Linked DNA regions of Homo sapiens: all the other regions are linked to region 4. A link is a contact called in ENCODE Hi-C or POLR2A ChIA-PET data. All regions are on one chromosome and are shown on one strand. The core of a region is the stretch at or near the end of the contact, and the rest is flanking DNA. Distances in the headings are between cores, read along the strand shown.

Region 1 (2,700 bases), core at 134-2,633, 910 kb after region 4:
GCCACCGCACCTGGCGAGAAGGCCTTCTTAGACTACAGACATAAGCTTTGGAGGGAGGTGGTACATACTACCTGTGTAATGCATAAGGCTATGAATTACCAAAGACATTTGGGAAAATATATCCATATCAATTGCTGAAATAGGCTGTTTGATCCATGACTGAACGGAAATATAAGGAAGTATCTAGATACTTCTAGATGGCCTCTCAAACTCCCTTTAATATCTTTTTCTCTTTTTTTTTTGCACAACAGATCCTTTTTGAAAAATGGAGGAAAAGTTATGAATCCTCTTAAAAAATTCACATATAACACACAAAATATAGTTCATAATTTTAGGGAGTCCATGAATTTCTGAAACGCATCCATAAACTTTAAGTATTGCTCTCACCTGTCTTTCCTCCCAAGAGGCAATCCAATCCTCAGTCCTATTTCACACTATAGTAAGTTTACTGGATTGTTTGGAAGCAGCTTCTGGAAGCAGGTGGATTTGGGAGATCAGCAGTTGTTACTACATTCTTCTTACTTTGCAAGGTATCAAGGTGTAGATGATGTAAGAGAAGATGCCACATTCTGGATCTTTCAGAAAGCTGTTACGGATACTACAAATAATGGTCTCTGACCACAGAAATAGGTGAATCATTCAGCAAATATTTACTGGGCGCCTGATATGTACAGGCACTATGCTAGGGACTGAGCTCACCGAAATAAAGAAGACACCATTTCTGTCATTGATGAGTAGCTTCACATGTAAAAGCATGGATGCAGTTACTGGTGGCCTTAAAAACAAAGTCACCTAAGTTTGAGGCATTCTGGGGAGATGGAAAGGGCTCTGAGCTGGCAATTTGATTTTTGGTTTCTCTACATCCCAGACTTATGAGCTTGGCAAGTCACTCAATCTCAGTTGCTTCGCCTATCGAATGGGGTTAATAGGCAGACGAGAATTGTTGCCTATCTTCAAAAAGATAACCTCTGTAAAAATGCAAATAAATGAGAAAACACAAACGCAGGGCTGATCTAAAGTGATAGTTGGCAGAGCCACCCACTGAGGGAAGAGTTCAGCTCCCCAGGTCTACACAGCCTGTGCAGCGCCTCGCAAGAGGCGGGATCCGCTCAGTAAGCTTTCCCGGATGGCACAGGTTCCGCTTCCGCAGGCAGATATTCGCTGTAGGTGTGAGCGCCAGGCGTCAGACTACAGCTACTGCCGGGGCCTCCTTGGCGCGCATGCTCCTGCGGAGAGGCGGAGACCGGAAGGGCGGGGGCGTGGCGAGGTACCGCAGACCGCCGGCTCGATAGCTCAGCGGCCGGGCTTGGGAGGCGGGGGCGCGCCCGCGCTCGTTCGCGCGGCCGGCTGCGTACAGTAGTGACGGCCGCGCGGGAGCGGTCACATGACCGTAGCGGCAGCCTGTACAGTAAGAACCCAATATGGCAGCGGCGGTAGCAGTGGCAACGGCAGCAAGAGGACCGGCCGCCCCATAGACCCCCCCGCGCACCACCCCCGCCGCTTCCTCTGCTTGGGTGCCCCCCCGGTCTGACTTCCCTTTTCTCCCACCTTTCCCGGCACCGCGGGAAAAGCAGCGCAGGGCAGAGCAGGCAGGGAGGGCGGCCGGAGCCCGGACACGGGAGCCTCCCAGTCAGTTCAAGACCCGACATGAGGGAAAAGGGACGTAGGAAGAAGGGCAGGACCTGGGCGGAGGCCGCCAAGACGGTAAGGGGGAGGGAGCGAAGGGGAAGGCCGGGAGGATTTTGTTCCCTTGTCGCCCGCCAGTCGCAGGGAAAGGGAGGTCACTGGCCCAGGGACCCGGCTGAAGGGGCACAAAACCGCGCGGAGAGGGCGGCGGTTAGTGTCGGGGTTGCGATCCCTGTGGGAATGGAGGCGCCCGGCGGAACGTGATAGCCGCGGGGCCGTGGCGTCCCTCGGCGTCTGCGGCGAGTCCTCTCAGTGTTTTGAGGCTGTCTTTTGGGGTCGAGCCGATATCACCTCCGCTCTGTGGTAGCCCTCGCCCCGGCACGGGGAAGTCTGTGGTGCTTGCACGGTAACCGGTTCTTCTCCCTTGTGCGGCTGGAGAGCCCCCATTGGATGCAGATAGGAGAAGGCTTGTGCGTGCATCCAGCCCCGGAAAGGAGAGGGGAGCGCTGGAGCTGGATAGAATTTACCCGTTACAGCGGACGTGCCTGTGACCCCGGGCCCCCTGTTTGTCTGGCTCCCGGAGCAGACGAGAGATCACGAGGCTTTTGTTTTTGTTTGGTGTTGGAGCCGAAAGTGCAGGAGGTGTTTAGAAACGAAGTAACAGGTGGGACTTGTAGAATTTTTTTTTTTCCTGTTTCCGTAGAGACCTACTCTGAACAAGGCAGCAATGCATGGTGGGACGTGTAGTTTACCCGGCCTTCACGTTACCCTAGCCAAAGGGATGGTGCCCTAATGAAGTTGTAATTAGTGGGCAAAACAATTTTCCCCCTAATTGTGTTATGACGAAATTTAGAGGTAGATTTTAAAAAGTGGAATATTGAGGATTAGTGAGAACTTTTACCATATTTTAAGAAGAAAAAATTAAAAGCATGTTGTATGCAGAAATGAAATGGCAGGAGATAGTGAAGTTCATACATCGTTGAGGGTGCAGCAGAAAAGTAATAGGGCATTAAACGGCAGCATTTTAATAGTGGAAAGTGAGAGGTGTTCACCCCTTTAATGGTGATTAATGCC
Region 2 (2,700 bases), core at 31-2,530, 960 kb after region 4:
TCTTCATCTTCCGTGCTAAGAGATGTAAAAACACCTAAGGGTCAAACAATACCAAATATACAGGCTTCAAAAACCATCTAAATTAGGGCATTCTCTAGTTTTAGCTAAGATACATGTGAATACTGACAAGTAATCACTTATATAGAATAATGTGAAGTAAATATTTTGAAAAATAAACTTGGAACAATCCTGAAGGATAACACCAGAGGAATAGCAGGTTACCAGTAAGGTGTCAGCCAATTTGTTCCAGCCATTTTTGAATCCATGTTCTATAATCTAAAATTTAGTTCTCTTTCCGTAAGCTGAGAGCTTCCTATCATGTCAGTATCTATGTTATGAAGAAAAGGAGACTTAGGTGGTGAGATGTTTTTATTTATCACAACTGCTGCATCAATTGCCTAGGACCTCACTCAACAGCTTCATGAAAATCTAGGAAATGTTCATGCATAAGGTTATTGCCTTAGCTGACTTAAAATTGCCCCATACAATGGTACATATCAACCCTTAGTGAAGCCTTTTAAAAAAACAAGCAGGCTGAAAAATGGGTCAAAGTAGGCAAATACAGCATCTGCCTTTAGAGCTGTCAACTTAGGAATTCTCTCAATTGTGAAATCTTGCAGAGAAGTTATTTTTCTTTCCCAAAATCCAGGTGATGACAGTATTCCTTACTCCCGATCTGGCATTTTTTCATCATCGCTGTCTTGTGAATCATCACCTGCTCCATCTACTTCTGGTCAATCTGCATCCTCTTCACCACCCATGTTGTTCATCATCTCAGAGAAACGATCAAAATTAGACCTGTCTTCATCTGAACCATCTTCCCAGTGTTTCCAATTACTGAAGTCCACACTAAGCCAATTGAGTTTTGCCCTTCCTTTTGTTAACCTTGGCTATGACTGGCCAGATTCTCCTTTTCGTAAACAACATACAATTGATCTGTCCGTTTTTTTTATGCTTGGAATCATTAGGATCAATACTGTGAAAAAGATCAACTTCATTTAAATACTTAAAATTATCACTTCCTCTGAGACAACTGAATGTTAAGTTTGGATTTTTCAAAATTTACATGAACATCCTTACTGTGTTCACAGAATTCAGTGAAGACATAGTCCCTTCGATAGTACCACTTTGCAGAAGCAGGCTGCATTGTGAACAGGGCAGGGGGACGGGCGAACAGGTGGGCGGCCCTCTGGCGTCGACTGCTGCTAGGGAGTCGACTTCTCTCCGGTGACGACTCTGCGTTTTCTCCCGGTCGCGGCCTCTTCTCGCTTCCCTCAGGCGATGGCGGCAGCGGCGGGCTCCACCTCGGTCCCCAGAATGCACCGCGCAGAAAGAGCGGCCCCTCCGGTCGGGGAGAAGAGAAAAGTGTAGGAAAAGGGGCCCGAGGACTTACTGTTAAATTTTTATGTAGAGAAAACCTTGCAGAGTAAAGAGTTACTTTTACCTTTTATTATCTACAAGTTTCTTTTACCTTTTATTATCATTTTTGGGCTTTCAAAATTTCTGTGTGAAGGTGGAAGATGAATTCTTCTCGCCAACTCAATTTTTAGTATTAATGTTGATAGGCTTCTTGCCAGTGAGATTCAGTCCATTAAATCTTTAGTTCGCCAGATAACCTGAATTACTTGCAACTCATTGCATCATAAGCAGGAGTTGTTCTAGGAGTGTCAGTGGCATTATTGTACTCTTTACATGGTAGATCAGTTTGTGCCATATTGAATCCATTCATTAGTGTCCGTCCATCATAGTGCAGGTCCAGAAACAGCAGAAAGATGAACACTCTAAATAAAGCAGAGAGACATAAGTTGCCCCAGTGTTTTCATTTTCTTGCTGCTTCTTATTTGATAAGTGGATATTTATGGTGTTTGTTTTGGAATGGTTTTCTTTTCCTTTGGTTAGTCAAGTGATCAAGTGCTTTGTTTTCTGGATACATTTTGTTTTATTTGACCCTGGGACCCTGGGAGAATATATACGTGTTCATAGAAAATATGGGAACAGGCCAGGCAGTGGCTCATGTTTCAACGGTGGTTCACCATGTTGGTCAGGCTGGTTTCCAACTCCTGACCTCGAGTGATCTGCTCGCTGTGGCCTCCCAAAGTGCTGGGATTATAGGCGTGAGCCACCACGCCCAGCCCCGCATATTTTTTTAAAAACAACTTTATTGAGGTGTAGTTTACATGCCATAAACTCCAAATTCCACCTCATTTTCCTTTTTTTTTTTCCCTCCTTTCCTTTCCCTTTCCCCTTTTTCTTTCTTTCCTGACAGGGTCTTGCTCTGTCACCCAGGCTGGAGTGCAGTGGTACAGTCATAGCTCACTGCAGCCTTGAACTCCTGGGCACAAGGGATCCTCTCATCTCAGCTTCTGGAGTAGTTGGGACTATGGGAACACACCACCACACCTGGCTATTTATTTATTTTTTTGATTTTTTCTTTTTGAGACGGAGTCTTGCTCTTGTTGCCCAGACTGGAGTGCAGTGGCGCGATCTTGGCTCACTGCAACCTCCATCTCCCGGGTTCAAGCTGTTCTCCTGCCTCAGCCTCCTGAGTAGCTGGGATTATGGGCATGTGCCTCCATGCCCGGCTAATTTTGTGTTTTTAGTAGAGACGGGGTTTCTCCATGGGATTTCTCCATGTTGGTCAGGCTGGTCTCGAACTCCTGACCTCAGGTGATCCGCCCGCCTAGGCCTCCCAGTGTGCTA
Region 3 (2,707 bases), core at 198-2,697, 700 kb before region 4:
GGTTGGTGGCCATGAGACAAACACCTGTTGACACTTGCAAACCACTGTGGGGGAAGGCTTCTGGACCCACAGTCTGTCTGGAGAGCATATGTTACACTTCCTGGAGAGTTACAGATCTTCCCAACTTTGGATCATTTCAGAGCAGGCTTATGAATAACTCCTTTCTGCATTTCAATCTCTCTGGTATGTTAGAAGATAGGCCAAAAATTCTGAACGGGACTCCAAAGATCAACAAGTCAGTCTCTTTTCTACTTAACCAATCTCTAACCCCAGGTATCACAAGACAACCTATCGGGTGAGCCAAGTCAGGTCTGCCCTCAAAACTGAACCACAGGCCGAGAACGGTGGCTCACGCCTGTAATCCCAGCATTTTGGGAGGCCAAGGCGGGCAAATCACCTGAGGTCGGGAGTTTGAGACCAGCCTGACCAACATGGAGAAACCCTGTCTCTACTAAAAATACAAAATTGGTCGGGCGTGGTGGCACATGCCTGTAATCCCAGCTACTTGGGAGGCTGAGGCAGGAGAATCTCTTGAACCCGGGAGGCAGAGGTTGCAGTGAGCCAAGATCGCGCCATTGCAGTCCAGCCTGGGCAACAAGAGTGAAACTCTGTCTCAAAACAACAACAACAACAAACTGAACCATAAAAACATTCCAATGTAAACAGCAGTCTTTAACCCACCATTACCCAATTAGGAAGTAGGGTACCTTACGTTTCTTTGGCAGCTAGTTCCAAAACACTCATCTTCCAGATTCTGAGAATAAATGTCATTTATTGGGATGGGAATGTGACAGGTTATAGTATCGTGGCATGGAGAGAGCGAGCTAGGAGTTGAGAAGGAACATAAAAGCTGTTTAAAGCTACTAACTCTGGGTTGAACTCCAGTTCCAAGTCCTTCGCTGGCTGTGTTAGTTTGAGCAAGTGCCCTGAGTCTCCTGTTATGTAAAATGAGACTAATAATAACGCTATCCCCTTCAAAAGGTGGTTTTGGGATTAAATGATATAAATGCACGTACAATACTTTACACAGTACCTGGCAGACACATACTGAGTATTCATCGTTAGCTATCGTTATTAGCCTTGCGATCCCGTGCAAATCATGTAACCTATTTGGGTACAATTCCGTCAACTGCAGAAGGCCTATCATGGAAACCGCCCTGCTTCCCTCCAGAGTTGTGAGGATTAAGAGAGTGCACTCAGAAAGTCAGGTACATCGAAGAGCGAGACGGACCGCTATGACGTAGGACCTGGGGCTGGCTGAAGGCTTGTGGGCGGGGCTTGGTCTTGAGTTTGCATGCGGCGACGGGATTGGTCAAGGAGAACATTCATGAAGCCCTCTCAAGGGCCCGCCCTAGATCTCACCGCGCTTGCGCACGTTCTGTTTGCTTCGCCGCAAAGTTACGTGTGACCTTGCGACGCGTGTTGCGCTCCGGTCGCATAAGCGTCAGTGCCTGTCGCTGCGGCTGCGTGGCGGGTTGTCCAGGTAACCACGGGAGTTGTCGCTGTCTAGGAGCATCTGAAAGACAGGTGTGCGTCATGCACTTGAAGCACCTGAGGACCCTGCTGAGCCCTCAGGTGAGGAATTGCGTGCCAGTCCCTCCCCCTTATGCTTTATGTTCCAAGAAAAGTGGGGGAACTGAAGTTTAATGATGTTGACCTCCTACTGTGTGCAGAAGGCTGTAAGGGATATAGCGATGATCTGGATCTTGGCCTGTCGATACAGCGTCCAGGAGGCGAGATGCAGGGCTAAGGACTTGTAGCTTTCCTTACATTTCATTCACATCAGTTGTGTACAGGCCCCATGCTGGGGTTCGTAGGAATCCCAAACCACCCGACTTATGTCCCTCCCTTCAGGAGGCTCGTATTAGAGGGTGAGGTGCACATGTAAGCAGCGAGTATGCATGTGCCCATAATTAAATAAGCGCCTTAGGTGCAAGCCCTGAAGGGGGAGTGCAAAGACCGAACCGTGTATTCTGATTCAGGAGAGGCTGGGCACTAGGGGAGGAGCCCTGAAACATGGTGAAGAAAGGGTGGGCTTTGGAGTTAGCACACCAGAATTTAAGTCCTAGCTCCACCACTACTTTCTTATTTTCTTTTTAAAATTTCTTACCTTGTCCTTATTTCAGGTCAACCACTACTTTATTTAACTATTTGAGACAGAGTTTTGCTCTGTTGCCCAGGCTGGAGTGCAGTGGCTCGATCTCACTGCAACCTCCGCCTCCCGGGTTCAAGGGATTTTCCTGCCATAGCCTCCCAAGTAGCTGGGATTACAGACGTGCGCTAGCACGCCCGGGTAATTTTTTGTTTCTTTGTTTGTTTTTGTTTTTGTTTTTTGTAGAGACGAGGTTTCCCCATGTTGCCCAGACTGGCCACCAGTACTTTAAACAAATGACCTGATATCTCTAACTTTAGCCTTTATTATACAATGTCTCGGAGCACTCACCAACTTCTTCATTTGAAAAAACATGAGTACTAATAGCAACTTTAGGGGACTTGGGGAAGAGTTATATAGAGTAATATACACAAAAGAGCATTGTAAACTGAAAAGCAGTGTGAAAAATTGATAGACAAGAGGAAAGGACATTCAAAATTCAAAGGACAGAATAATACAAAGCTAATAAGAATAAGATGTCTGGCCAGGCCCAGTGGCTCACACCTGTAATCCCAGCAATTTGGGAGGCCAAGGTGGGAGGATCACTTGAGCCCA
Region 4 (2,700 bases), core at 13-2,512:
CGTGAACCCAGGAGGCGGAGCTTGCCGTGAGCGGAGATCGCGCCACTGCACTCCAGCCTGGGCGACAAAGCCTGACTCCGTCTCCAAAACAAAACAAAAAACCCAAAAAAGCCTGTAGGCACAGTGGCTCATGCCTGCAATCCCAGCACTTTGGGAGGCCCAGGCAGGAGGATCACTTGAGGCCAGGAGTTTGAGACCAGCCTGGGTAACACAGGGAGACCCAGTCTCTACAAAAAGCAATGAAACAAATAAACTACAATACACTTCCCATCTTCCTCATAGCTACGTAGCAAGAGTTAAGAGATAAGTAAAGCAGCTGTTGCCACCATGTACCATACAGGCATCTGCCTCCTCCTGCCGTTGGGTCTCCCATCCACCAGCCCACCATAGACAATTAAGACACAGACTTCGGCCCCTTTTCCCGGACACAAGCTCTGGAAGGCAACAGAGTGAGCAGCGCAGAGGGCCTCGGTTCAAGGCCTAACAGCCTCTCCCGGAAGGGAAAAAAAACCCCTGAAAGACACCTCCTAAGAGGACTCCTGTTTGAAATCGTCACCGAAAGCAGTCAATACTTTTGCAATTTAAAAATGCACAAACACAGAGGATTGGAAATCCCGTGTCCGCCAGAACACCAAGTTGTGTGACTCTGCTCAAGCTCTCTGGCCTGTGCCTCGGCTTTCTCATTAGCTGTAAAATGGGCACAATATGAAGCTGAGATAACGCACGAACAGTGGGAGGCAATGCCTGGTTGGCGGTGGGCGGTGGGCGCTGGGTAACCACTAGTCCTAACAAGAAGACGGCGTTAGGAGCCAAGTGGCTAAGCCGGTCCCTTCCCGCTTTCGGAACCGCCTGCTCCAGCCCCTCGCAGGGCTGGCACCGCCCGTGCCCGGAGCGGATGCCGGACGGCGGAACCGCGTTGTCCCCCAACAGGGAAGTGCCACGGGATCGGGACTCGGGAGATCCGGGCTCCGCCTGCGAGCCTCGGTTTTCTCCTCTTCGAGATGGGGCCGCGGCCGGTTACCTAAGGAGGGGCCCCGCCGGGAGGGGCCGGGGGTCGGGGTCGGGCTCGGGCTGCGCCTCCTCGGGGCCTCGGGCTTTCGGCTCCGGCGGCGCGGGCCCATGACACGCCGCAGAGGGTGCTGGCGCCCGGTCCCACGGCTCCTGCTCGGGCTGCCGGGTCCGGGAGCGAAAGGCTGGCTTCTGGGGAGCCCAGAGAACGCTGTGCCGCGAGCCTCACATGAGCCGGTGCTTGGCAGAAGTCCGCGCCGCTCGCGTTCAAATCGCTCGCTCCGCCCACTTCACGGCCGGCGTTTTTTAAAACCCGAATCCAGCGACTCCCAGTGGCTGACTCTGGAACGCCCCTTACGTAGAGCGACTGCAGGTAGGGCCAATGAGAGTATGCACCGAGACACAAATATAGCGGCGATGATAGGAGGACAGGGGAGACTGATGGTAAAATCAACCAATAGACAACTAAAGAGATGGGGCGGGAAATTCTCCTGCCCCCTGCTTGCCAATCTGGTTGCTGGTCTTTGCGGGACCGTACTGACGTCCTCAGGTGCCCTCCAGTCAAAACACCGAAGCTCAGTTTGGAACGTGGATGGTGTGTTTGTAGAACGTGCTTTCTAGAAAAGTCGCTTTCCTCAAACATTTTATGCTTTGCCTTAGCAACGCAGAGATGGCTTTTAAAGATGAGGAAACAGACCCATAGAGAATGTGACAACCCCGTGTCGTATCTGCGACTCTCCCAGGAACTATCCACAGATATACTCAGAATCCAGTTCAACTGCATAAACTTTGCTGACGCTTGGGGTCGCGGGGACGGCGGGATCGGCGGGGCTTTGAGAATAAGGTCCGGGCAGGGCAGGCCTCGGCACTATAGCAACGCAATCGTCCCAAAAAAATGCTCTCTTCCCTTTGTTGGGGATAATAAAAATTCAAGTCATGTCCCGGTATGTAGAATAAGGGGAATTTTAATTTTCTAAATTTTATTTCTTGCATTTTCTAAATGTTCTACAGTGAACATGTAATCAGGAAAAATGTTATAAAATTAGTGATTTCATGGAACCCTTGTGCATTGCTGGTGGGAGTGTAAAATGCTGCGGCTGCTGTGAAAAATAGTATTGGTGGTTCCTCAAAAAATCAAAAATAGAATTACCAGATGATCCAGTAATTCCACTTCTGGCTAAATATCCAAAAGAATTTAAATATAGCCAGGGACTTGAACAGATATTCTCACACCCATGTTGATAGCGGCATTCTTCACAACAGCCCGAAGGCAGAAACAGCCTGAATACACACCAACAGATGAACGGATAAACAAAATGGGGTGTATACCACAATGTTATTCAGCCTTTAAAAGGAAGGGAATTCTGACACCTGCTGCAACATAGATGAACCTTGAGGACGTTATGCTAAGTGAAATAAAGCAGTCCACCAAGGGACAAATGCTGGGCTGGGGTGCGGTGGTTCATGCCTGTAATCCCAGCGCTTTGGGAGGCCAAGTTGTTCGGAACCACTGAGTTCGAGTTCGAGTCCAACCTGGCCAACATGGCGAAACTCCATCTTGCCGAGCGTGGTGGCTCACGCCTGTAAACCCAGCACTCTGGGAGGCCGAGGCAGGCAGATCACCCGAGGTCAGGAGTTCAAGACCAGCATGGCCAACATGGCGATACCCCGTCTCTACTAAAAATATAAAAA
Region 5 (2,700 bases), core at 131-2,630, 620 kb before region 4:
AGGAGTTCGAGACCAGCCTGGCCAACATGGTGAAACCCCGTCTCTACTAAAAATACAAAAATTAGCCAGGCGTGGAATCCTAGCTACTCGGGAGGCTGAGGCAGGAGAATCGCTTGAACCTGGGAGGCGGAGGTTGCAGTGAGCCAAGATAGCGCCACTGCACTGCAGCCTGGGCAACAAGAGCGAAACTCTGTCTTAAAAAAAAAACAATAGTAGGCGGGGTGCGGTGGCTCACGCCTGTAATCCCAACACTTTGGGAGGCCGAGGCGGGCGGATCACGAGGTCAGGAGATGGAGACCATCCTGGCTAACACGGTGAAACCTCGTCTCTACTAAAAATACAAAAAATTAGCCAGGCGTGGTGGCGGGCGCCTGTAGTCCCAGCTACTCGGGAGGCTGAGGCAGGAGAATGGCGTGAACCCGGGAGGCGGAGCTTGTAGCCTGGGCGACAGAGCGAGACTCTGTCTCAAAAACAAACAAAAAACAACAACACAACAGTGCCCCAGACTCTCTCCCTCCAATGTACACTGCATACAAAGACTAGACAAACGATGCCAAAGGTTACACCAGGACGACAATGAAGTCCAAGTCACTCATCTTGGCGCTTCTTTTTATCAAGCTAGCTAGTTAATATTACCACTTACAATCATTCTCCGAGTCCAGCCAGCTTCCTCAGAAATCCTCCCCAAATGCAGTTCACATTCTTCCCTCACTCCTCCAAACCTTATAACATTATTCCCTTTTCCTGTGGCATAATGCAATCCAGAGGCATCCTCTCTGAGAGCCTACATCCTTTCAATCCTCCAAGAAACAGCTCCTCCTCCCATCCTTGAGCTTTTCCCACCCAGAATAGGCTGTACCAAACATTTCTACATTGTATTAACTCGAATTATATCACAGATCGAGGTCTTCGCTTTCAGAAAAGACTCACATTCTTCTCATATAGGCCTCGCATGGCCTGGCCAAGTACTTCCTAAGCTCGGAACAAATACTGGTCAACTTTAATTGAACCAAATCGGGCGGGGTTTGCGGAGTCTGAGAGTGCAACGTTGGGGAGAGGGGGATGAAAACACTGGAGGACGGGCTGAAAGCGTCGAGTCCGACACAAAAGAGGCGTCAGACAAAACGCCAAGAGGCTGGGGACTGGGAACGAAGGAAGAGGTTCTGCCAGAGGCGACCTGCCACCTGCGCGAGGAAGCGGAGTAGGACGGCGGCCGTTGGTGGGCGTGGTCGCGCTAGTCTCGCGGGAGCGGCCGTTGGGCGGGCCGTTGTCCCTGCGGGCGGGGCGAGTTGCTAAGGAAATGACTGCCCGCAGCGCCTGGCCCCGCCGCGCAGGCCGGGCGGGGTCTGGAGCGGCGCCGTTTCCGCTTCCGCTCCCTCACAGCTCCCGTCCCGTTACCGCCTCCTGGCCGGCCTCGCGCCTTTCACCGGCACCTTGCGTCGGTCGCGCCGCGGGGCCTGCTCCTGCCGCGCGCACCCCCGGGGCTTCGGCTCCGGCACGGGTCGCGCCCAGCTTTCCTGCACCTGAGGCCGCCGGCCAGCCGCCGCCATGGGTGCCTACCTCTCCCAGCCCAACACGGTGAAGTGCTCCGGGGACGGGGTCGGCGCCCCGCGCCTGCCGCTGCCCTACGGCTTCTCCGCCATGCAAGGCTGGCGCGTCTCCATGGAGGTGAGGAGGCAGGGGCCCATAGGCTGGCCGCTGCGGGGCGGGAATCTGACGGAGAAAGAGAGCGGGGGATGGGGTCCTCCCCTGGGAAGGGTCCCAATTGGGAGCCTGCGGCCGCAGCGGCCGTTTGCGGGGCGACAGAGACCGCGGGGTCAGGGCCGAGAGGGAGCTCCCGATGCTTGGGGACCGTGTGCCGGTGGCCAGTGGCGGCGAGGGCTCGGCCATGTGGGAAGAGGCACCTTCCGCCCACTGACCGCCCTCTCCCCGAGCTTTGGCGCCATCCTCTCGTGCCAACCTAGCCCTCCAGGCTCATCAACGGTGTGAGGTTTAGTGTGGGAGTAAAGACGCAAATAGGGGCTATTTATTCATTTGTTTTTCAAGGGAGAGGTGAATAGATGTGAATAACTTTTTAAATTTTAATATTTAAAATATCTGATGTGGGAAGCCTCTTTTGGCTAGGAGTTTGACAGTGAAAGGAACCCCGGGCAGAGTCTGTTTCACATTTTGGTTGCCTGGCCTTGGGCTCTTGCATGTTAATTTCAGAGGCTGGACCCGACCTCCAGGAGTTGTCACTCATTTGCACTCTTTTCAGGGCCTTTTACTAACTTCGGAAAACTTGAATTATGTCAGTCCCTAGGTTTTCCTTTTTATTATGCTTCGTTTTCTTTCTCTCTTAGGATTTCTCTAAAACTTAATCAGTAATTCTCATTTGCCTGTAATTGTAGTTTATAGTTTCTTTGATTGTAAGTCATTTCATCAATTTTTTTCATCACAACCTACCTACAAAGGGCTTTTCTAGAAAATTTTACTCTGGACAAAAGGGGAAAAGAAAAATATTGGGGGGAAAGTAGTAGTATTAGGTAAAACTTGATGTGAAACTACAAAAGAGAAGAGGGAAAACTGCGGTAGGGAGGAAAGGGAGGAAGACGGGTTAACCGTGGCTTTGTGAAGAGCATTCTGAAGTCTAGGCAAAAGGGCCAGGGAAATACTCTGTCTGGTATTGAGGGTTTCTCCACCTACCGGGTGGGCTTCAGG
Region 6 (2,700 bases), core at 133-2,632, 800 kb before region 4:
TTAACAAGAATGTTTTCTTTTGTATTAACCATGGAAAAACTAAGCACCTTCAGTGTACTAAATAATAAACCAGTCTTACAGACAAGTAGTTTAAAAATACAAGGATTTCTTACGGCCATTTTTATCATCCATCCCAAGTTCATCAGTGTATTTATGAGCACGAATTTCATGTCTGGAGAAATACAGAATTACCACTGAGTCTTTGGTTCCATTTTTATTACAATTTGTACTTTTTTTTTGCAAGCTAGGTTTTTCTCCCACACACTAGACTTAGACCTACACTGTCCAATCCGATAGCCACGAGCTACAGGTGGCTATTTAACGTTAGTTAAAATTAAATAAAATTTAAAATTCAATCCCTCAGTCGCACTAGCCACATTTCAAGCGCTCAAAAGGCGTACGGGGCTAGTAGCTATGATACTAGACAGTGCAGATACAGAACATTTTCGTCACAAGAAGTTCCACTGGACAGCGCTGGCCACAAAATCACAAAAGAACCTTAGAAAAACCTCACTCACTTGGCAAATAAAATTTAAAATTCAGTCCCTCAGTTGCACTAGCCACATTTCAACTGCTCAAAATCCACACCGGGTTAGTGGCTATGATACTGGACAATGCAGATACAGAACATTTTCATCACAGGAAGAAGTTCTACTGGTCAGCGCTGGTGACACAATCATAAAAGGACCTTAGAAAACCTCACTTACTTCTTAGCTCCCACGATCCTCGTGCTCCTCTGCTGCTTAAAGGTTGTGGGTCCCGAAGTCTAGCAAATCACAAGCACACGAGTGAGTGCTAGGGACCTCTGAACCTCGACCACAAAAAGACGAATTCCCCTATGCCCAGAAGAAATGAAGTTCTCCCGGGGAAACCACCTCAAACACAAGAAGGCAACACCTTTTAGGAAAAATATGCTGTCCTATCTTCCAGCAGTGCAAAGGCGGGTAACAATACCAGAGCCTTCGTCTTCCCCCATTCTCAAAGCCCTGTCCCAGGCTCTAAAAGGGAGGCCAAAAGAAAAGACAACGGATATGAGAGACATTGGGGATGTAAAAGGAATAGAAACTAATGGTAATGTGGCGAGGAATTAAATCCAAGGAGGTGGGGAACAGGCAGCAGAACGTGGGTAAAGAAAAAGGGACAGGTGATCTGATCTAGAAGGGTGGGGCCTACGATGGCCTCTGATAAAACCAACTCAGCATGGGACAAAAGCGAGGGACCGCGTGTTCCGGGCTCGACAGCGCTACCTCTAAAGCATAACGGTCAAACCAAGAAACTCACGGCGGGTACAGCACCGAGTCTGGAAGACATCACTCCCTCTCCACGCCTAACAATTTCACCCAAGGGCTCCGGCCAGACCAACGCCACTTCCGCTCTCCTCTCCCGGATGTGGGCTCGGCTCCGCCTAGCCCTCTTCTGAACTTCTACTTCCGCCTAGCAGCTTCCGAGGGGGCTGCGGCCGGAGCGAGTCACGTGATGAGTCACCCTCCGATTCCTCTGAGACCCCGCCCCACTGGGATCGCGACGCGGGACCCGGGAACCTATGGGTGGGGTCTGGAGTGAAGGGGCGGAGCTTGGAGCCTCGGCTGGGCCTCAAAACCCCTGGCTCTCATTCCGAATCTTTGCACAACTCCTCGTGTCCCTCCAGCCTGCCTTCCCCATCCACCCGCCCAGTGGTCTCAGTCCAGATGCACAGGAAGATCATTTACTGCCCCTTTATTCATCTTAGAGAAATTACAGACCCATTCTCACCCGCCTCCCCCCCGGTAGAGAGAAATGGAAGCCTTTCCACGCTGGGGGCGCAGGAATTGGAGGCAGTGGCTGAGCAGGAAAGAAGCCTGGAAAGGGCAGCACGATGAAGACTTAGGACAATGAATAATAGGGGCGGACCTCGCCTCATCGAGTAGCTTCAGGCCTCCACACTTGCCCTGCTTTGGGATTTTTATGTGTGGTCCCGAGGAGAGTTGTTTGATTCTTGAAATCTCTAGACAAACTATGGCTGGGCCTCTCTCCAGGGAAACTGTACTTGAGTCCCTCCTTAAGGGGACTGCGTCGGCTCCTCTCAGAGGGACTGCAATGGTTCCTCCCAGAGGGCCTCCCTGGCCTCATCTCAGAGGGACTGTGACGGGTTCTCTCACAGGAACTGCGATGGCTCCTCTCAGAGGTCCTCCCTTGCCTCATCCCGGAGGGACTGCGATGGCTTCTCTCAGAGGGACTGTGACAGGTTTTCCCAGAGGAACTGTGTCCTCTCCTCTCAGAGGGACTGCAACGGCTTCTTTCCAAGGGACTGAGGTGGCTCTTCTCTGAGGGACTGTGACTTCTCTCAGAAATCCTACGATGGCTCCTCTCAAAGGACCTGTGAGATCTCCTCTCAGAGGGACTGCGATGGCTCCTCTCCAAGAGACTGTGACGGCTCCTCTCCAAGGGACTGTGACGTCTTCTCTCAGAGGGACTGTGATGGCTTCTCTCAGAGGGACTGTGATGGCTTTTCTCTGAGGGACTGTGATGTCTTCTCTCAGAGGGACTGCGATGTCTTCTCTCAGAGGGACTGCAATGGCTTCTCTCAGAGGGACTGCAATGGCTTCTCTCAGAGGGACTGTGATGTCTTCTCTCAGAGGGACTGTGATGGCTTCTCTCAGAGGGACTGTGATGGCTTCTCTCTGAGGGACTGCGATGGCTCCTCCGAGCGGGACTGCGATG
Region 7 (2,719 bases), core at 131-2,630, 640 kb before region 4:
CTTCTGAAAAGTAGCTAAGAAAATGGTAAGACACTATTAGTTACTTCCTTGAGCAGCTGCATTCACTGAATGCATCTAAAATCTGAACAACTAAATAAAATTCCCAGCCAGACTACAGTAGGAAATAACAGTAGAATTCTAATACAGGAAAGCTGTAGCCAATGGGCTCCAGAGAAACTTCTGGACCGAGGACACAAATAACTAATCCACAGTAGGGCACCACAGGAGACACCAACCCTTCATCAGAGATAGATGCCCTTGGAATTTGCTTATCCCCCCCACCTTCCTAATTTTTGTGACTTTTTATCCCTTCCTAATTTTTCCTTCGCAGGCAAAATGAGGGCAGTGCCCAAGATTCTCCAGCACTACTCCTATTGATGAAGAAACCTCTGCGACACTGGGAGTTTTGTCTCGGAGCCGCTGAGAGGTTTTAAAGAGATAACACATGGAAAAGCTCATATACTCCCATAAGGGGATTCTCGCCGCCTCCAGCCACCCTGAGACATGCAGTGTGTTCACTTTGGAGTAATGCAGATCGCCCTGCAAAGTTTTTCCCCGACACTTTCGTTTATTGGACAGCAGCCCCTCTGCGTGTCAACTCCTCTGCAAGAGCTCACGGGCCCAGGCCTCTCAGCTGTCCTCACCCTGAACGGACCAGAGGGCCTCTGAGACCCGCAGCACAGTCCAGTCGGAAATAAAACCGCTCTGGGGAGGAACCCGGCCCCTAGAATTTCACACTCCAACAGGTCGCATGCCCTGCGTCTGGAAGGCAGCCGCGGCCCGCGCGGGAACCAGGCTGGGGCCCAGGGAGCCAGCGGCGGCCACCTCATCAAAGGCCGGACCGACAGCGCAGTCAGGGGCGCAGGCCACGCCCCCGCGCAGTCTGCGCACCTCCCCGCGAGCAGGCCAGGCCAGGCCGCCGAGCTTCCGCAGGCCGCCGGGCCGCGACCGCCGCCCCCGCCCCCGCCCCCACCCGCCGGGCCCCGCCTCTCGCAGCCGGAGTTCCAAGCGAACGCCAGGGCCTCCCGACCCGCGCCCGCAGAATCCCGGGGCGCCGCCGCCAAGCCAGAGACGCCAGGGAGGGCTAAGCAGCGACTGCGGGGCCGAAGCGGCCCCTCGGCTCCAGCAGGCAGGGCCCGATCGGGCCTGGGCTACTGAGTGAGCAGGGCCGCCTTCAGCACCCGACTGGCGGGTCCCACCGTCCCGGGCCTCGGAGGCCGATCCTTCCGTCCTCTCGCGAACCCCTCCCTCCCGGGCCCTCTTTTCCCTGGGCGCTCACCTCCCGACTCCGCGCCCCGCAGCCTGCGCTTCAGCTCCAGCTCGGGTTCCGGGGCCCCGGATCACAGCGACTCCCTCACAGCTGCGCTCCGCAGCGCAACCGAACTGCGGGCCCCGCCCTCGCGGCGCCCGGACCAACGATGGGCGGTGCCGCACCGCCGGCAGGTTTCCATTGGGTGACGTTCTGGGTGGGCGGGGCCCGGCCCTCGGGCGTTCGCTGGGGTGGGCTTCCACCCGCTCTCCTCCCCTTGCGCCGGTCCGGCCGAGACCTCTCGGAGGGGTCGATGTTTTCGGTCCCAGCTGGGGCTCGTCTCTCTGTCCACCCCACCGCCCGGTCCAGGTGCCCCAGATGGTTCTGCTGGACGCAGAGAGGGCCTCCTACCTCTTCTTGAAGGCGCCATGACAGTTCTAATGCCTGGAAAAGACAAAAGGAGCGAAAGACATAGCCTCAGTCCGAGAGGAGCGCCCCCACCCCAGCCCCCGCCTGCATTATTTTGGAACGAGACTGGTGTGCAGGACGCCAATTCTCCGGAAAGCTTTTAAAATTTACCTAACACTGAAAATTAGTAGTTAACGCTTGGTGATTGCTTAGCACTATTTGCTTAAACTTTGTAAGAGGTTTTCACAGATGTTATTTCATTTGATCCTCATAAGAACGAACTCATTGAAATTATCATTCAATGGTAGTTGACAAATGCAAAAACCTGAATCAGAGGTATTAAGCTATTAACCGAAAGTTAAGTTGGTAAGAGCCAAGTCTAGAATCCGAAACAGTAAATTTCATCAAAGGAGACTACGTTGAGAAGATGTTTGGAAAGAATTTAGATTGGTTTCGAGTTAGTGGAAAGAAAAGATGATAAATTCTTGGTGAGCTATTAATCTGCGAAAACTAAGCGCGGAGCCTTCAGGATGGAAGTTCACTCTGCCCTTAGACGTGTATGATGGAGGGAAGATGATGAATCAATCAACAGAACTTGGAAATGTCACAATCACCAAATTTTACTGTCATTAAAGAGAATCTCTAATCCTGTTTCACTGGGAGAAAGGACAACTGGCAGAAACCCTCTCGTTTTCTCATCATCTCAAAATACTCGTTTTTAAAACCAATCTTTCGGCCGGGCGCGGTGGCTCACGCCCAGCACTTTGGGAGGCCGAGGTGGGCGGATCACTTGAGGTCAGGAGTTCGAGACCAGCCTGCTCAATGTAGTAAAACTCCGTCTCTACTAAAAATACAAAAATTAGCCGGGCGAGGTAGCACATGTCTGTTCTCTCAAGCTGCTTGGGAGGCTGAGGCGGGAAGATCACTTGAGCCCAGGAGGCAGAGGTTGCAGTAGGCCAAGACTGCACGACTACGCTCCAGCCTGGGCAACAGAGTGTGAGAATCCGTCTCAAAAAAAAAAAAAAAAAAAAAAAAAAAAAAATATATATATATATATATATA

Evidence for each region. A loop is a pair of places that touch in the nucleus more often than their neighbours do. ChIA-PET counts read pairs that join two places held with the same protein, here RNA polymerase II (POLR2A). Pooled maps may share reads with other maps.
Region 1: a map of B cell shows a loop between it and region 4 (12-fold over the local background). The contact joins the promoter of ASXL2 here to the promoter of CENPA in region 4. A Hi-C loop is called at or near these places in 2 of 168 maps with a recorded cell type or tissue (B cell and CD14-positive monocyte), 4 of 37 single-sample maps with no recorded cell type and 12 of 50 pooled maps. POLR2A ChIA-PET finds 5 or more read pairs at or near these places in 2 of 52 experiments (T-cell and activated T-cell).
Region 2: a pooled map shows a loop between it and region 4 (4-fold over the local background). The contact joins the enhancer-like site here to the promoter of CENPA in region 4. A Hi-C loop is called at or near these places in 1 of 50 pooled maps. POLR2A ChIA-PET finds 5 or more read pairs at or near these places in 2 of 52 experiments (BJ and activated CD4-positive, alpha-beta T cell).
Region 3: a map of B cell shows a loop between it and region 4 (30-fold over the local background). The contact joins the promoter of IFT172 here to the promoter of CENPA in region 4. A Hi-C loop is called at or near these places in 1 of 168 maps with a recorded cell type or tissue (B cell) and 11 of 50 pooled maps. POLR2A ChIA-PET finds 5 or more read pairs at or near these places in 1 of 52 experiments (activated CD4-positive, alpha-beta T cell).
Region 5: a loop to region 4 is called in a pooled map, with 21 times the contacts of the local background. The contact joins the promoter of PPM1G here to the promoter of CENPA in region 4. A Hi-C loop is called at or near these places in 2 of 37 single-sample maps with no recorded cell type and 11 of 50 pooled maps. POLR2A ChIA-PET finds 5 or more read pairs at or near these places in 3 of 52 experiments (A673, CD4-positive, alpha-beta T cell and activated naive CD4-positive, alpha-beta T cell).
Region 6: a map with no recorded cell type shows a loop between it and region 4 (16-fold over the local background). The contact joins the promoter of ZNF512 here to the promoter of CENPA in region 4. A Hi-C loop is called at or near these places in 2 of 37 single-sample maps with no recorded cell type and 6 of 50 pooled maps. POLR2A ChIA-PET finds 5 or more read pairs at or near these places in 1 of 52 experiments (activated CD4-positive, alpha-beta T cell).
Region 7: a pooled map shows a loop between it and region 4 (10-fold over the local background). The contact joins the promoter of NRBP1 here to the promoter of CENPA in region 4. A Hi-C loop is called at or near these places in 1 of 37 single-sample maps with no recorded cell type and 9 of 50 pooled maps. POLR2A ChIA-PET finds 5 or more read pairs at or near these places in 2 of 52 experiments (A673 and CD4-positive, alpha-beta T cell).

What each region holds. Positions count from the first base shown.
Region 1 is chr2:25,877,170-25,879,869 of GRCh38, reverse strand. It overlaps ASXL2 (ASXL transcriptional regulator 2), which reads left to right and starts at 1,383. Exons shown (of 13, transcript NM_018263.6): 1 at 1,383-1,704. The coding sequence starts at 1,648. RefSeq lists a silencer at 1,204-1,363 and an enhancer at 2,274-2,323.
Region 2 is chr2:25,820,916-25,823,615 of GRCh38, reverse strand. The region is part of intron 3 of ASXL2 (ASXL transcriptional regulator 2); the gene reads left to right. It also overlaps the pseudogene PTGES3P2. Among named protein-coding and RNA genes, the nearest start is that of ASXL2, 56 kb to the left of the region's middle. RefSeq lists an enhancer at 1,183-1,242. Within about 2 kb of position 1,280, at least 15 of the 41 ENCODE cell types and tissues checked have a DNase peak (open chromatin) inside an H3K27ac peak, as active enhancers do.
Region 3 is chr2:27,488,483-27,491,189 of GRCh38, reverse strand. IFT172 (intraflagellar transport 172) reads left to right here and starts at 1,447. Exons shown (of 48, transcript NM_015662.3): 1 at 1,447-1,575. The coding sequence starts at 1,537.
Region 4 is chr2:26,784,618-26,787,317 of GRCh38, reverse strand. It overlaps CENPA (centromere protein A), which reads right to left and starts at 1,262. Exons shown (of 5, transcript NM_001809.4): 1 at 1,022-1,262. The coding sequence starts at 1,121. RefSeq lists enhancers at 481-530, 591-640, 1,731-1,830, 2,092-2,700 and a silencer at 971-1,080.
Region 5 is chr2:27,408,271-27,410,970 of GRCh38, reverse strand. It overlaps PPM1G (protein phosphatase, Mg2+/Mn2+ dependent 1G), which reads left to right and starts at 1,380. Exons shown (of 10, transcript NM_177983.3): 1 at 1,380-1,668. The coding sequence starts at 1,549. RefSeq lists silencers at 1,210-1,399, 1,490-1,679, 1,750-1,799, 1,820-1,899.
Region 6 is chr2:27,581,724-27,584,423 of GRCh38, reverse strand. ZNF512 (zinc finger protein 512) reads right to left here and starts at 1,382. Exons shown (of 14, transcript NM_032434.4): 1 at 1,282-1,382; 2 at 708-766. The coding sequence starts at 1,311. SPATA31H1 (SPATA31 subfamily H member 1) reads right to left here. Exons shown (of 5, transcript NM_032266.5): 5 at 1,702-2,700. The coding sequence ends at 1,897. RefSeq lists an enhancer at 1,135-1,584.
Region 7 is chr2:27,427,292-27,430,010 of GRCh38, reverse strand. It overlaps NRBP1 (nuclear receptor binding protein 1), which reads right to left and starts at 1,380. Exons shown (of 18, transcript NM_013392.4): 1 at 1,280-1,380. RefSeq lists a silencer at 863-1,012.